Linked DNA regions of Mus musculus: all the other regions are linked to region 1. Evidence: chromatin loops called from intact Hi-C (ENCODE). Cell type or tissue: heart. All regions are shown on one strand.

Region 1 (5,000 bases):
TCCTCTAGGATGGGATTGTGACCCTGTAGAATCTCCTCTGAGGGTACATGGTGAGAGACCTGTTTATGAACTTAAGAGAGAATGATTTTATCAGACAGAAGCTCTGTCACTGACTTGTGCTTAGATTTTGGAGGCTCTAAAACTATGACAAATGCATTTCTGCATTCACAAGCCCTACAGTCTATGGCATTTTTGTTACAATATCTCCATAGGAAAGAGACACCATACTAACTGCAGTGGTGTGCCCTGACTTGGGGTTTTTATTTCTGTGAAGAGACACCATGACCAAAGCAACTCTTATAATGGAAATCATTCCTTTGGGGCTGGCTTACAGTTCAGAGGTTTAGCCCATTATCATCATGGTGGGTAGCATACTGGCATGCAGGCAGACATGGTGCTGGAGAGGAGCTTAGCATTCTACATCTGGATCCACAGGCAGCAGGAAGAGAATTGACATGAGCTTTCGACCTCAAAGCCCGCCCCCCCCCAGTGACATACTTCCTCCAAAAGGACACACCCACTCCAATAAGGCCACACCTCCTAAGACTGCCACTCTGTATGCACCAAGCATTCAAACACATTAGTTTATGGGGGCCACTCTTATTCAGACCACCACATGCCCACCACTCATTCATCCCAGTGCTAGGCCTCCCTGACTGTGAGTCCCTGGGTCAACAAGCCTGTGCAGCAGAGTGGAGTCCTAGCCTCACAGTATGGTGAGGTACAACCTGTTGATGAATGGCAGCTGGGCCTGGGTCCTGTTAAAACAGAGCAAGTAACAGAGTCAGGAGTGATGGTAATTCCTCATGGATGCCAAAATGTAGGGACTTAGGCCCTTGGAATTCAAAACCACAAGGTTGAAAATATATATACCTAGTGGCTCTCTGCTGATTTCTACCTCAGTCATCTTGTCAGCAGAGTGATAAGGATAAAAGTGAATGAAATGACAGACAGGTCCATAGGAGAGGGGCACCGAGGAAAACGTTTCTCTCTGCTGATCTATTCATTGACTTATTCTCCTGACACCATCCCCACCCCCATTCCCATCCCCCCACCCCCACCCCGCACCTTGTGTGCGTAGGCTTATTCATCTTTGGGGAAGAGACTTCCTCCAGATGACTTTGGGACTAGACAACCTGTGGATTGTGTCAAGGTTAAACAGAGTAGCTAGTTAAGGACAGTCAATCCAAACCAGTAACTGCTTGATGCTTTACTACCTGTGGAGACCCTCAGAGAGGGAAGCTGCAGTCAATATAAGGGATATTACAAGTAGCAGTTTCCAAACTTTATAGTACGTTGTTTTTAAGATGTGTTGAATTTTTAGTGTGCGCATGTGTGTGTGTGTGGTGTGTGTTTGTGTATGTGTATGTGTGTGAGTGTGAGACAGGGGGGCACATGTGTGGTTTCAGGTGAACACAGACTGTTCTTCCTCAAGTGCTGCCAACCACTGAGTCATCCCTGAAGCCCCCATAATGCTTTATGGGGTAGGAAATAAAAACATGTCTTTATAAACTAACTTCATTCTGAAAAGGAAACTTATTTTCTCAAGATTACCTCGTTAGTTTAACAGGAGAGTTTATATAACCATTTCTTCCAAGTTCAAAATCCATGATCTTTTCCCTTTCTCTCCTCTTTCCTCTCTCCCTCCCCCTCCCCCTCCCCCTCTCCCTCTCCCTCTCCTCTCTCCTCTCTCCCCCAGCCTTCTGCTTCTCCTCATTCTTCTCTTCCCTTCCCCTCCCTCCTGTAATTCCAGCACCCAGGAGGCTGAGACAGAAGGATTGCCACACATTTGAGGCTAGCCTGGGCTCTAGTGTGAGACCCTGCATATATACATACTTACACAGCAGCTTGCATCATATATGAGGGCACATTTAGCCCACGTTTCCCTGTGTATGATAGAACCATTTGTAAAGCCAGATGCTACTCAAGCATGGATGGCATGCTGCAATTATGATTGTAATTCAAGTCTTGTCTAGTTTCCTTATTATAGTTGCCATTTGCAGCATATTAGGACTACCTTGGTGGCTTTATAGGGATGAGGCCCGGTGAATCCCCAAAGTCTCTCCATATTAGGAAATCTCCATTGTTTAAGAAAAACTTAGGGAAGTGGATGGAAAGGAGGCACTTAAAACATCTGTTCCTTTCAGCTAGGAACCATATGGCTATCTGCAGATTCTATCCCATCAGTTCAGCAGTTAAGTCATCCCATAGGATTTCTCTGGAGACTCGGGTAGCAGCATGAGGCCCCCTGGTGGCCAGAAGTAATTCACGCGTTTGCTTTTCAATCATTTTTAAGGGCTGGGTGGGCACTTAGCTCAAGAACAGAGGACCATTTCTTAACCCTAACCTGCCTTTGCCATGAAGCTGGGGAATGCCTGGTAACATATTCTTGGGGAAGTTGAGAATCAAAACGTTTTCTCTCAAGATATAAGAATAGACTGTATTTCTGGATAAGCCGCTCACTCTTCATTCTTGAGTTTATTTAACACCTCATTTGAGTATTTGTTGTGTTTCTTCCCTGTGCAAGCTAATGCACCAGCCAGCACACTAGGTACAGTATACTGTACAGATTTGTCTAAGAAGGCTTATAAGGGAGAAATAAACACACTTATATCGCCCATGTAATGAGAAGCTGAAATTGCCATAAACGATAAGAACCAGTAGCTGGGGAAAGCACAGTGTGTTCACAGAGGAGACAGGCTTCCGGGAGGAGGTAGCTTTGGAGCCAGAGTGCTGATGAGAAGCAAGATTTGGGTCGCCTGGGATGGAGAGGGGGATGTGAAAAATGGTGTTACCATTATAAGGGAGAGAGAAACGTCTGGGCAGACACAGAGGCAGGAAAACCAGAGCCTAATGCAGGTTGGTGGAGTTAGTCTGGCTGACTCATACGACAGGGTTATTGGATTGGGAGTGAAAGATGAGATGTGTTTAGAGCAGTCCAGAGAAGCTTCAACTTGCCCTGAGAAGTTTCTTTATACAGCAGTTTCTTTTTGCCTGTCATGGACTTAAAAACAAAACCAAAAAACCATATCAAGACAGGGCAGTCCCTGCCCTGCAGTGAGCCCTATTCATTCACTGGCATTCAATGTTATTAGAAACATTAAGGTGTTTCCAACTACAAAAGCTAGCAAGGACTGGGGAGTAGCCAATGTCAGATGGCTACTGGCAGACTTTAGGAAGTCCCTCAATAGAATCCCTTCCAATGAATGTAATACGATAGGTGCCTCCAGTCTCTGCAAATGCTAAGACTTCATCCTTAACTGTCTTCTTACTCTGGTTGAGTGAAGTTTAAAGTACAGTAATGAGAAATGATTCTTACTGGAGTATATAGGATATTGGCTAGCTCAGAGCCACAGTCTTATCCTATTTGTGCAGTACAATGACCAGTGGAATATGCAACCCGTACCAGTTCATAATTAAATCATCAAGAAGCACAAGGCACATTTAATAGCACACTGTTAAATCTCCTACCCCAGGCACTGATTTCCTACTGGCATTTTTAGAAACCCTTAAGAACATATTAATATATTATATATTAAGTATTGCTGAACTGTAACATGAAATGAAAACAACAATCTTCCAGTAGAAGAAGAAATTTCCAGCTGAGAAACACGCAGCTGATAATTTACAAATGAGATGAGGGGAAGTGGACAATTCAGAATAGCGACAAAAGTAATAAAGACAAGGGTGAGAAAGATGGCACGGGGGTTAAGAGTGTGCACTGTTCTTGCAAAGGACCCACATTCTGTTCCCAGGATCCAGGCCAGGCAGCTTCCAACGACCTGTAACTCCAGTTCCAGGAGATCAGGCGCCCTCTGCTGGACTCCAAGGACACCTGCACTCATTGCACAAACCCCAGCACAGCCTCACAGGAATATACATAATTCAAATAAAATAAATCTGAAAATAATAAGGACAGCAGAAACTAGCATTTAAGTTTCAGCAGCCATGAGCATTTATTATTTTGAGTGAAATGCACACTGAACTTTTGTATAAAAGCCATCAAAGGTGCTAGATTGGATTATTTCAATATTAATTTAACTGTCCCTGTGTCATCTGTGTTACCTACATTTCTGTTTTCTTCTGACATATCATTACAACCATCTACAATTGTCCATTGTTAAAATATAAAAAATATTAGTCTATTCTTCAAAATAAAGTACCTCTAGTGATGTTACTGAAAGTGAAAATTCTTTTAAAAAGGGGGGGGCAAAGAATCAACTTATTGGAAAAAATATATATGTATATATATAACAGAACTTCTTAGGTACGTGGGAATGCCAAGCCAATGTAGGCTTTTGGTGGAACGTTTTTATAACACCACTTGCCAGGGCTCTCATTATTTGTCCATTCTTCCCTTGGGTACTTTCTAAATGGAACCAACTGTTATTTAATGCTGTGCATCTCCCACACTCCCTAAACGTTTAACAGGAAAAGCAAGCTGATTCCTCTGTCTGTGTTAGAAATAGCCCTTAGGGTTAAGTTTGTCGTTAAAGATGAGTTATTCCCTACCAAGGGGGAACCGTCTTGACCCCTCATTTTCAGTCCTCTCTATGCCCTATTTTTCATTTTGGTAGTTCATTCGAAAGTTGAGCTCATCCGGTACCGGGCTGGTTTCCTATGAATGAGTTCACTGAGTTAGAGCAGTGTGGGCGGGTGAGCGTTCGCGTTTGCTCTTACTCAGTCTTAAGCAAACAAGCACCTCTGATTTACCACAAGAGCGGTCTGACTCTCGCGTCTCTTGACTTTCTTGTTCCTTTGTCTCACCTTCCAGCACAAGGCACTGGAGGCTAGTAAAAACAGTCCGGAGGACAGAAGGACCAGGCCGAAGATGGAGATGATGGAACCATGGGAATTGAAGCTGTAAGCCACAGCGGTGACCACAATCCCAGTGATGAAGACCACCACGGCAAAGGGGATGATGCAGCGGTAGCAGGAGAGTTCGGCACCCCCGGTGGCGGCCATCAGCTGAACCTCGCTGACCAAGGGTCCCGTGGTGA
Region 2 (5,000 bases), 49 kb after region 1:
TCCAGCATCAACAAATTGTTCCCCCCACCTCTGTCTCCATAGCCAAGTGGACTTTATGAGTATAAGGTGTTCGGTGTCCTGGAAGGCTGCTCGCCGGCTCTCCTCGCAGATGTTTACATGGACTTAGACTACAGAAAACAATGGGACCAGTATGTGAAAGGTGAGTGATGGCTTGTGTCAATTAAGAATCCTTTGAGAGTTAATCTACTTTTGACTAATTTAGTCTTGTTATACTTGAGGCTATAGCATGGCCTTCACCACCTCCAGTACTCACCTTCACAGAGGCTTCGAGGCAGTCTTCCATCTGTCCTCACGGTTGCTTTGCCTTGCTTCCGGAGCTGTGCTTGCACACATAGCTTGATTGCCATGGACGCCTTCCCAGAAGATAGGCAGCCAAACTTCCTTTTGGAAATCGAATCAAAGATCTCCAGATGAGCAAGGGCGCATGCATGTGAGGAAGTGAGAGACTGGGAGAGGGGGTAGCTGGAGGGCCCTGGAGGTCCAGGAAGCCTCAAGACAGAGGGCGCAAAGCAGCTTGTTCAGAAGTCACTGGCAGGTGGGGTTGTGGGGTGGTGATGTCCTCTGACCCACCTCCTCTACTAGTAATCTGAGAACATCTCATGACCCATAGCAGGGACAGGATCTACAGCCTACATAGTCTATATAATGGAGAGAAACACCGAGTTGGAAACCATTAAACAGAGAACCCCCTACATCTCAGAGGGTCAGTGTCCCTGTCATCTCAGCCACTGTCGAAGAGACTTGCACAGTGAAGTGTTTAGTCAAGACTACTGCAAGTGTCAAAGGCGCACCCCCATCCGGATGTTTCTTCAGCTCTAGCCTGTGCCCCTCTGTATTGACCTAATTCTCAGGCAGGTTCCTGTTCCTTGGGAACGTGTCCTCCAGAAGATACAGACTCAGACTCTCATCATGCAAATAACTCCAGGAAAGAGAGTCACACCTTCCCGATAAAGTCAGCCAGAGTGCCGGGACTCACTCTCTGCAGCTCTTCTCAAAGCGACTGCTTGTTTTGTGAATCCTGGACATGGAATCAGGCAGCAGCTTCATGCTCTCACATACTCGTCTTCATTAGGGAACGTCAGCACATGGGCCTAGCCAAGGGAGCCGACTGACACCGTCCCACTCCCCCAGCAGCCATAAGGCAATCATGTGACACACACTTTGCCCATAGATGCCTGTGTGGGTCCTGCTTGGAAAAGAGCCATGTGAGGAGGTAGCTAGCCTGTAAAACCACCTTTGTTCATGTCAGCTAAGGTAGCTGACTTTAAAAAATGAAAAGTAAAATAAATAAATTGATGGGAGCACAAAAGAAAAGTAACTGCAGAACCTACCATCAGCTGTCCACACTGTGGTTTCTGGTACAGTGAAGCTGTTGTTAGATTTGCTAGGACAATCTGGAAGTCCTGACTGTACTGCTTTTGGGTTTTAGGACTACCCAAGAGTCTTGTGATCCATTGGGCCTAAAAAGGCCATGGTCATTCATTTATTATGGTCATATCTTGCTCCTTTTCCAAACCCTGAAATTGCTCCTTTACCTACTTAAACCTCATAGTAGAGAAGGGTAAGGCAGTGTGTGAGGGAGGGGGCAGTGTGGGGGGGGAGGGGGAGCAGCAAGAATACTAAACACACAGAGGCAACAGGCCCACTCATTCTTTCCCTTCATGACTGTCTTTAGTGTCCTATTGACATCAAGAGGCCACAAAGCTCCCTAATCAACAGTCTGTTTCTGATAGCATTCTTCTACATGCTACATGGACCCTTGACATCTCACCCACGGATGTCTTGATCCTCTCTGGATGGTTAGATGGGAGCCCACCGCACAGGCTAAGCATAGGCTGCTCTTTGGTTCTTTCACTCTGTCCTCCAAGAGCTACAGTTTGCATGTCCTGACACTAGAGCACAAACATTAAGGGAATTTGGTTCCCAAAGCTGTAGCAGGTGGTTAGAGGAAAGACACAAGAAACCCAGCGTTAGCCATAGTTCAGCCATGTTCCGGCTGTTTGAGAACACAGCTCTCTGTGGGCCTTTTGTTTCCCAGATGTCCTGAACTTATACATGCTAGGCTCTGACTTCCTCAGTGTCTGGCTAAGCGTTGGGAGGCAAACCTTGATGGTACTCCCGGTCCTCTAGTGACACCTGGTGGTTGGCCTGCTTTAATGCCGATGGTAATTTCTTATACCGGGTTCCTTACATTCTATCCCTGCCTTCTGTTGGTACCATGGACAAGTGTTGGGGGCTTATTTAGGTTTTCTGTGTTTCCATGTCCTCTAGACCACCCCTAGGCAGCAAGCTTTCAGCGACATTAAATATACTTTTGTTTTAAAAAATAGTTCTATGTCTTGTGAGTTGAGGGGTTTGTCACACACTGAGGCTGAAAAGGCTCCTTGAGGCCACTGGGTTTGGCAGGTACGTTAACCTCTTGTGTTCTGCTTCAGAACTCTACGAGAAGGAGAGTGATGAACAGATGGTGGCATACTGGGAAGTGAAGTACCCTTTCCCGCTGTCCAACAGAGATGTATCCTTTCTGTACGGCACTCTGTTCTTTGTCTCTCTTCGTGTGCTGCGTTCCCCAGCCGCCGCCCTTACACTGGGATCCACTAACGTCACGGCACTGTCTTGGGTCCTTACAGAACTGTATGCTAATCCTGGAGCTTCTTGTGTGACTTTTGGAGAGTCCAGAGTGTTCTTTCTGGGTGTGACCACTTAGGGCAGGAACCACACCCGGGGTCGCTGGAAGGCAACCTCCAGAGAAAGTGTCAAAGGTGGAAATTGATGAGTCTCAAAAATTGGGAGTCCGGGGAGAACAGGTTATGAAGAGTGTGAGTCCAGATCTTTTGATCTCACAGAAGAGCAGGTGGGTCCCATGGACGTGAGCTAACAACTAACAGGCAGACAGACTGATACGGCAGAGGAACCAGGCCTCACCACTTTGTTTCTAACCTCTCTTCAGCGTGGCCCTCTTGACTGCTGTCCTGGATACCAGGTGTATGATTTTCCTTTCCATTTTTTCGTTTATAAAGTGAAGTGGTTGACTGAAATGCAGGGAGTTTTCCCTCCCGTCTAAGCCTATTAATTGTTGTTGCTGCAGACAAATAGCTGCCCTGACAATAGTCCACCTAAGGACATTGGAGATGAGAAAGTATAATGATTTGTATGGAAGAAGAGGCCACCGTGAAGCCGATCACTTTGTACATTAATTTTAGAATGAATAGAAAGTAAAGATTGAGGCTTTTAAAGACGTCATTGTCTTTGATGGACTAGCACTGCCGACCTTGGGAATGTTTTGTGCATGCTTCCAGAGGTGGAATTGTTTTTGCTGTTCTTGGTCAACCAGTGTTAATTCAAAGAGTACATCTGCTTACTAAAATTCGAGGTGTGCGTAAGTGTTCCTACAGTTGAGTTGTGACAAGGACACCTTCCATGGGTAGAGGTCTGTGGTGACAGCTGCGGATGAGACAATATCTATGGGTTGATGCAATTTCTATCCAGTGTTTTTCTGCCCCTGGATTTCTCTAATGCCCCTAACATCCCGGCCTGTGGACCTGAGAGTGTTTGATTAGCGTCCCCATGATTACAGCTAAGTGAATAGTGCTCTCAGGATGCCTTCCTGGAGAAGGAGGAAGGTGACCCTTGTGTAACCAAGCATTCAGGGGATCTGCTCACAGCCAGGTAACAGGCACTCTCCAGTGAGAATTACCGTTGACTGTGAGGTTCAGCTCTGCAGGGAAAGTGGGCATTCTGCAGAAGGGACCAGTTGTTACGTGGAAGGTGCAGAGAGACCTTCCATTGCCACCAGTGTGGGCTGCTCTTTCGCTGGCATCATGCCTTGACTGGCTATGCAGTACGTCTACACCCGCCAGCGCCGAGACCTGGATGTGGACGGGAGGAAGATCTACGTGGTCCTGGCCCAGAGTATCTCGGCACCTCAGTTTCCCGAGAAGTCTGGGGTCATCCGAGTGAAACAGTACAAACAGAGCCTGGCGATCGAGAGTGACGGCAAGAAGGGGAGCAGAGGTAAAGCTTTCGGGGCAGGGCAGCAGCTAAGCCAGTGCCATTTGAGTAGGAGGCAGCTTAGGCAAAAGCTTATCCAGTGAATGTAACCATGGCCCGGGAACAAAGGAGACGTGAGGTGGCCATGTGGGAGTGTTTGGATCCACATCAGAGATTGGCTAGGCCTCAGTGTAGATGTTCCAGTCTGATGCGGTGCACTCTTCTGCTTGTTAACATTTATTTATTTTATTCTTACATGTTCATTAGTGTGTTTTGCCCACATGCGTTTCTTGCCTGATGTTTGTGGAGATCAGAAGACGGCATCATATCTCCTGGGACTAGAGTTACAGGTGGTTGTCAGCCACTACGTGGGTGCTGGGAATTGAACCAGGATCCTCCTTAAGAGCAATACAGGCTCTTAAAAGCTGAGGCAACTCTCCAGCCCCACCCACCACCCATTCATTCTTTGTTGTCCAAATGAAATCAGAACATTGAAACCCTTGAGTTTAGAAAGAGTTGCTTCCGGCTTACCCTGTAGCTATAGGGACCGAGCCTAGACAGGGCTAGGGGATTGGCAGGTGTGGATTGGAGGATCCAGCCCTTCACACACACAAGGCCAGAGACTTAAGAACATCGAGTTCCAGTCTCCAAGAAGGAAAACGGGGCAACCGCATCTGCCATACCGGCATGAATGTGGCCCACAAAATCCGAACCCTAAGTCTGCTGCTTGTTAGGTCTGTCTTCTCATTTTTCTGAGCTTTATTTCCTCGTGTATGCTAACCGTCAGTTCCTTGGGGCTGTTTGGATAACGATGATGTGCAAACGTCTAGCGTTCATCAGGTGTCTAAGAAAGCACAGCCAAGTGTTTCCCTGGCTGCATTTTCAACAGTACTCCTGTGTCAGTAGCCGCAAGGCAGGTCGGGGCATTTCACGTGCTCCTTCCTCTGCGCTGTCTGGGTCCCAGTCGGAAGACGGCTTTGCGGAGCTTT
Region 3 (5,000 bases), 64 kb before region 1:
GTGCTGTGCTATGCTATGCTTGTGTGTGTCCCTGAGTTTAATTAGGGTTGCTTGAATGGGCATGTGTAGGTATATGTAGTATATTTCCCGGAGCATGGGCAATCTATCAGTATTGATACCACTAAAGACAGATTACTCCCCAGCCCTGCAACCATTAACTGTCAAAAGCTATTCAGGACTGAGAAAGGCTTCTTCTATTTTCTTTCAGGACTGGTTGGGAACTAACCAAGCTAGCTAAGCTGGGTAGCCAGAGAATCCTAAGCATCTGCCTGTCTCTGCCTCCCTAAAGATGCAATTACAAATGTGTATTATAATCTGCAAGAAGGAAGTAGATGTGAGATCCCACCCCTAACCAAGAAACTATTTGTAATTGATGCCCATTGGCTGGCAGTGGGAAAAATCAGTTTTCTCCAATACAATTGTCACTGAGCGTATCAACCACATTCCAGTGCAGGACCCATACCCAGGAGTAGTTGGCCAAACACAACATGAACTCAATGGTATTTCTGTGGACTCTTTGATGTGTGTGTGAGTGTGTGTGTGTGTGTGTGTGTGTGTGTGTGTGTGTGTGTGTGTGTGTATGTATTTTATTGGTCCCTTAACTGTTTTGAGTTTTGTTTTATAGAATTTTTTTAACTTTCTTAATTTTTTGTTCTACTTTTCCTAAGAGAGAGGAAGGAAGGAAAAGCAAAGATGGAACAGAGACACATGTTGCAAATTTATCCCATAGAAAATTTAATATAAAAGTGTATGCTCCCATACCTGTATTTTCTACCACCCCTACCCCCCCACAAGTTCTGAGGACCAAACTCTGATTCTTGTGTTTGCAAGGCAAGCTCTTTATTGGTGATGCTATCCTCCTGGGCCCTAGGCCTGGACTTCTGACTTACAGAAACCATGCAGTTGGTAATGGCTATTGCTTTAAGTCAGCAGTCTTGGGGTGGTTGGCCCTGCAACAGCAGAGAACGGAGAAAGTGTAATCTGATCCACTCGGCTTCTTTTTTTTTTTTTTCTCTTCTCATCCTTATCTAGGATTTAAAAGGACCTTTCATAATTATAAAGTGTATCAAATTCTGCCAGAAATGACATGTATGTGGTTTTTCTAGTTTCTACAAATGGCCTAGCAATATGACTCTTGCCAAAAGCATGTGTCTTCAAGTCTGAAGCCCTGAGTCCATTCCTTAGGACCCCAGATGCTAGAAGGAGAGAACAGACTTCCACAAGTTTTTCTCTGACCTCCACATGTGATGCCATTGCATGAGCCCACATAAAATAAGTAAGTGAATACATTAATCGATAAATGTAATAGCTCTGAAACTCACTGAGGATGAAATTCAGCTCTCACCACTGTTCTCAAATAGCACACTGTGGAGCTCAGTGCGCATGTGCTGAATGGCGTCTGCTAAGCAGCCAGCCCTCCACCACCAAGCCGTGATCCTCTCTCTGTGAGAGAGAGGGAAGAAATGAACCAAAAAGCAAACAAAGAGCAACTCTGCCTACTGTTAGAAGAAATAAATACCTATTCCTTCCTAACTCTCTAACCAACATGCTCTTGTTCCATCTGAGCTTCCTGCACACTACGCGAGCTAGGATGTGAAATGTCATCTTACCACTTGAGCAGAAGTTCGTTTAAAAGGATCCTTGGAACGAAATGGACTCCCAGACAAAGGGGACGGTGCTTAGATTGTTGAGTCCTATCTCAAATTGTCCAGAAGTTTAAGGAGTTTCATGTTTGTTTGCTTTCCTGACCTTTTTCTGAAAGACAAGACAACTAAAGAAAACAACTCTCTACTTTATAATAATGTCAAAAATGACAAACTGCTCTAAGGATTACCGCAGTGGTCATAGATTATACCCATATCTCAGTGTTTCAACTGTACTCTGAGCTTGATGGGAAAAAAATTGGTCTTGATTTAACAGTCATACCTACTGGGGTCCCAGCTATGAGAGCTTACTAAAAACGTAATGCTAATAAAAGTTTACAAAAATATGTAAATATGGTGTGTCAAGAAATCCACATAATTTACACATTACTTAATTAGCTTTTATATCCACCACATAAAAGGCACTGGACTAGCGAATAGTGGTATATAAAATTTTAATGACTCAATCAAGTTCTCAGAAGCCTTTCTTGATTCCAAGGGAGATTATAAAAATTTCTATTCTGATTTGTCTGTTTATCATGCTATGAAACAGATGAAGTATACTTATTATATAGTAGGTGGTTATTGTTTAGGGTGTGTGTGTGAGTGTGTGTGTTGTGGTGGTGTGTGTTTGGGTGTGTGGTGTGTATGTGTGTGTTTTGGTTTTGGTTTATCAAAGCAGGTTGTTAATTCATCTAGAACAAGGAAAGTGTTCTTGCTATATTTTATACCTAGCCTAGCCATGTTTGCATAGAGGACGTGCCCATGAGAAGCTAATTATGTAAGGTGTAAATTTATGTGGATTTCTGGGCATACCATATTTATTTATTTTTGTAAATTTTTATTAGCACTACGTTTTTAGTAAGCTCTCATATCTGGGACCCCAGTAGGTATCTGACAAATATTTATTGGGCACACATACTCTTCATAATTACAGGACATTTATTTTGCCCAAATGTAGTAGAGCTTGAGCCTACAACCCATAGTGTCTCATCCCCAAACTCATCCTAATGACAAATAAGGAAACTCAGTTACCATAATCTTGAGGAGGCCTTTGAAAATTTCACAAATCACCTTTTTTTTTTTTTTTGCCTAGGAATCTGGAGATGTTGCAACAGCTGTTTGTAATTGCAGCTCAAATCCCAAATTAGCAAGGCTAAGTGGAAGAATCAGCTAGCCTTTACTCCTGGCCCCTTAAAGTATCTCAAAAAAAAAATGTCAAAGGGACATTGACACTACTGTCCGAGTCTTTAAATAACTACCAGTTCCAACCAGGCTCGTACACTGAACAACCCCTACGCACACTGTGTCCCTGGCTCCCCGGACAGCAGATAACTAATCAACAAGCCCTGGAAACCCCTTTTAGACCTCAGGCTCCGCTAGCAACAACACAACAAACAGTCGAAAGGGCTTCTGGGTGTATGCCTCTGGCTGCTTCAAGAATTGTTACTAAAATAAGGGGGTAAGGTCACAGGTGTTCCGAGCCTTCGGAGGAACAAGCCAGTCACTGACTGCTTCAGGGTCAAGGCCAGGCATGTTGGCCCAGGGTAAGAGGAAGTCTTTAGGATAAGAGTCACAAACTATCTGCAGACCCGAGTGACAAGGGAGAAGAATGGATGTATTTATTGTCTTGTAAGACTTCTGCGGAGTGCTCTGACCTGGGCTTGGTGTGTATCTCTAAGTCATTGCCCACACGCTCCCACTTATTTTTTAAAAAGCTTAGATTGGGCAATGGCATTTGTTCATAGAGTTCCCATCTTTACTGCCAGGCCATACCACAGGATGTCAATAGAATGACCAGAGGATAGCTGGCTATCAGCACAGCCTTCTTGCCAATGTGGTCTTTCACTACTGACATCTTTAGAGAATGAGCATCCACTTCAAGGAATGACATCCTTCAACTGTGTCCTTTGCATTGTCTTTCGGGCGGGCATTTGGCAGTGTTTGGGATCATCTTTGATAGGGTTGGAGTAGGATGTTGCTACTGATCTTTAGGAAGTAGAGGGCAGAGATGCACAGAACAAGTCATGTGATAATTATTGATCATGCTGGTGGTCTGAATTCAGCCCTGCTGCTGGGGTGTGGGGCACTCCTTCACTTGTGAGGTGAAACTCGGGTAGTGCTTGACTGTGTTTCCCCAGTGCCTTTGCCTTCGAGTGCTGGGCTTCAGGGAAGTGCCAAGACACCGTTCATGGAGTAGAAAGACACTGTCTAAGATGTGGAAAGCCAAAGCTGATATTCCCCAGCTCCTGGGAATCTATTCACTGCTAGAAAACTGTACGGAGAAGTAGGGAACTAAGTGTCAGGGGTCCAGGGGCTCCCAAACTCCTGGACATTCTGGCCCTGGTGAGTTGCAAGGAGTTGGGAGCTGTGTGTGGGGAGGTGGGCTACACAGGATGAGGATAGTGTCAAGCCTGGGGCCAGGGGGATGGGAGCTCCAGCTTAGCTCATCAGGGATTGTCCTTAGAGGCCTTCTATGGGAGATTTAGGCTATGGCTCTGTAAGCAATGACCTTCTCCATGCTCCCCAGAGTGGTTCTCAATGAAAGAGACAGTCCTTGATTCCTAACTGTTTCGTGGTTGTTCATTGTGGAAGATGGATGCATGCCAACTCCTCATGGTGGGCTAGAGATTAAATTTAATACCTTTTGCAGGGAGGGAAAGTCTGGGAATGGAAACTTATTGGCTAAACCCTCAGGGCTTCTAGGTACCTCATTAACATGGAGAACTCTGTCCTGGGGCTACGAGACTACAGGTCCACGTTTCTTTATGTGGGAAGTGTGGCACAGGTTCAAGACCAGGAATCTGGCAGGAAGCAGGGAGGTGCCTATCATCTCAGGTGGGTGTGGTACATGGGTGCCGGGGTCTCAGACCGGCTCTACCTTACCAAGTTTCAAGGCATGGTCTACTGTCCCACATGTTGCTGTTGGAGAAACCCTGGAATAAGCTGTTCCCATTCCACCTGGGACACCCTCCTTCTCCCTACTCTGCTGTTACTGGGCTTTTTCTAGGACTACTTAAACGTGCTTGCCTCTGTGACGCCCCTTTGAATTTTGATCCCTTCTCATTGCTTTAGTTTCTTTGTTTAACCCTATAATACTGTCCTCCAACACGTATTAGCATACTATAAACTTCTTACTTTTAAAAGAGGAGCACAGATGCCAAGGGCACATGTCCCTCATGAACTTGAGAGACCTCTGTGAACTTCCAGTTTAAGGCTTGTAAATCCAGACCACACATCCCTGCCTAGGGTGTTTCTGTAAACTAAAGTCCCACTGGGGGGGTTACTGCATCCCTGGTTTGTGGGTTGTCATCATCTCCTGTCCCACCCAGCCTCAGTCCCAAACCATCCCAGTCT

What was found. Peaks named below come from ENCODE experiments on the same cell type or tissue, not always from the same donor. Only the 100,000 strongest peaks of a DNase experiment are listed, where the experiment ranks them.
Region 2: a loop joins it to region 1, with 2.3 times the contacts of the local background. A loop is called at or near these places in 7 of 42 quality-filtered maps.
Region 3: a loop joins it to region 1, with 2.4 times the contacts of the local background. A loop is called at or near these places in 6 of 42 quality-filtered maps.

The regions. Positions count from the first base shown.
Region 1 is chr11:90,035,440-90,040,439 of GRCm38, reverse strand. Tmem100 (transmembrane protein 100) reads right to left here. Exons shown (of 3, transcript NM_026433.2): 3 at 3,935-5,000. The coding sequence ends at 4,687. Among named protein-coding and RNA genes, the nearest start is that of Tmem100, 7.6 kb to the right of the region's middle. In heart, CTCF peaks have their summits at 2,254 (motif pointing left) and 3,824 (motif pointing left); a DNase peak (open chromatin) is centred at 2,259.
Region 2 is chr11:89,986,231-89,991,230 of GRCm38, reverse strand. Pctp (phosphatidylcholine transfer protein) reads left to right here. Exons shown (of 6, transcript NM_008796.3): 2 at 43-160; 3 at 2,457-2,536; 4 at 3,864-4,035. Among named protein-coding and RNA genes, the nearest start is that of Pctp, 14 kb to the left of the region's middle. In heart, a CTCF peak has its summit at 2,159 (motif pointing left); no DNase peak of the experiment used is centred here; H3K27ac peaks cover 308 bases; H3K27me3 peaks cover 405 bases.
Region 3 is chr11:90,099,459-90,104,458 of GRCm38, reverse strand. No RefSeq gene overlaps it. Among named protein-coding and RNA genes, the nearest start is that of Gm34726, 28 kb to the left of the region's middle. In heart, no CTCF peak of the experiment used is centred here; a DNase peak (open chromatin) is centred at 3,028; H3K27ac peaks cover 2,098 bases.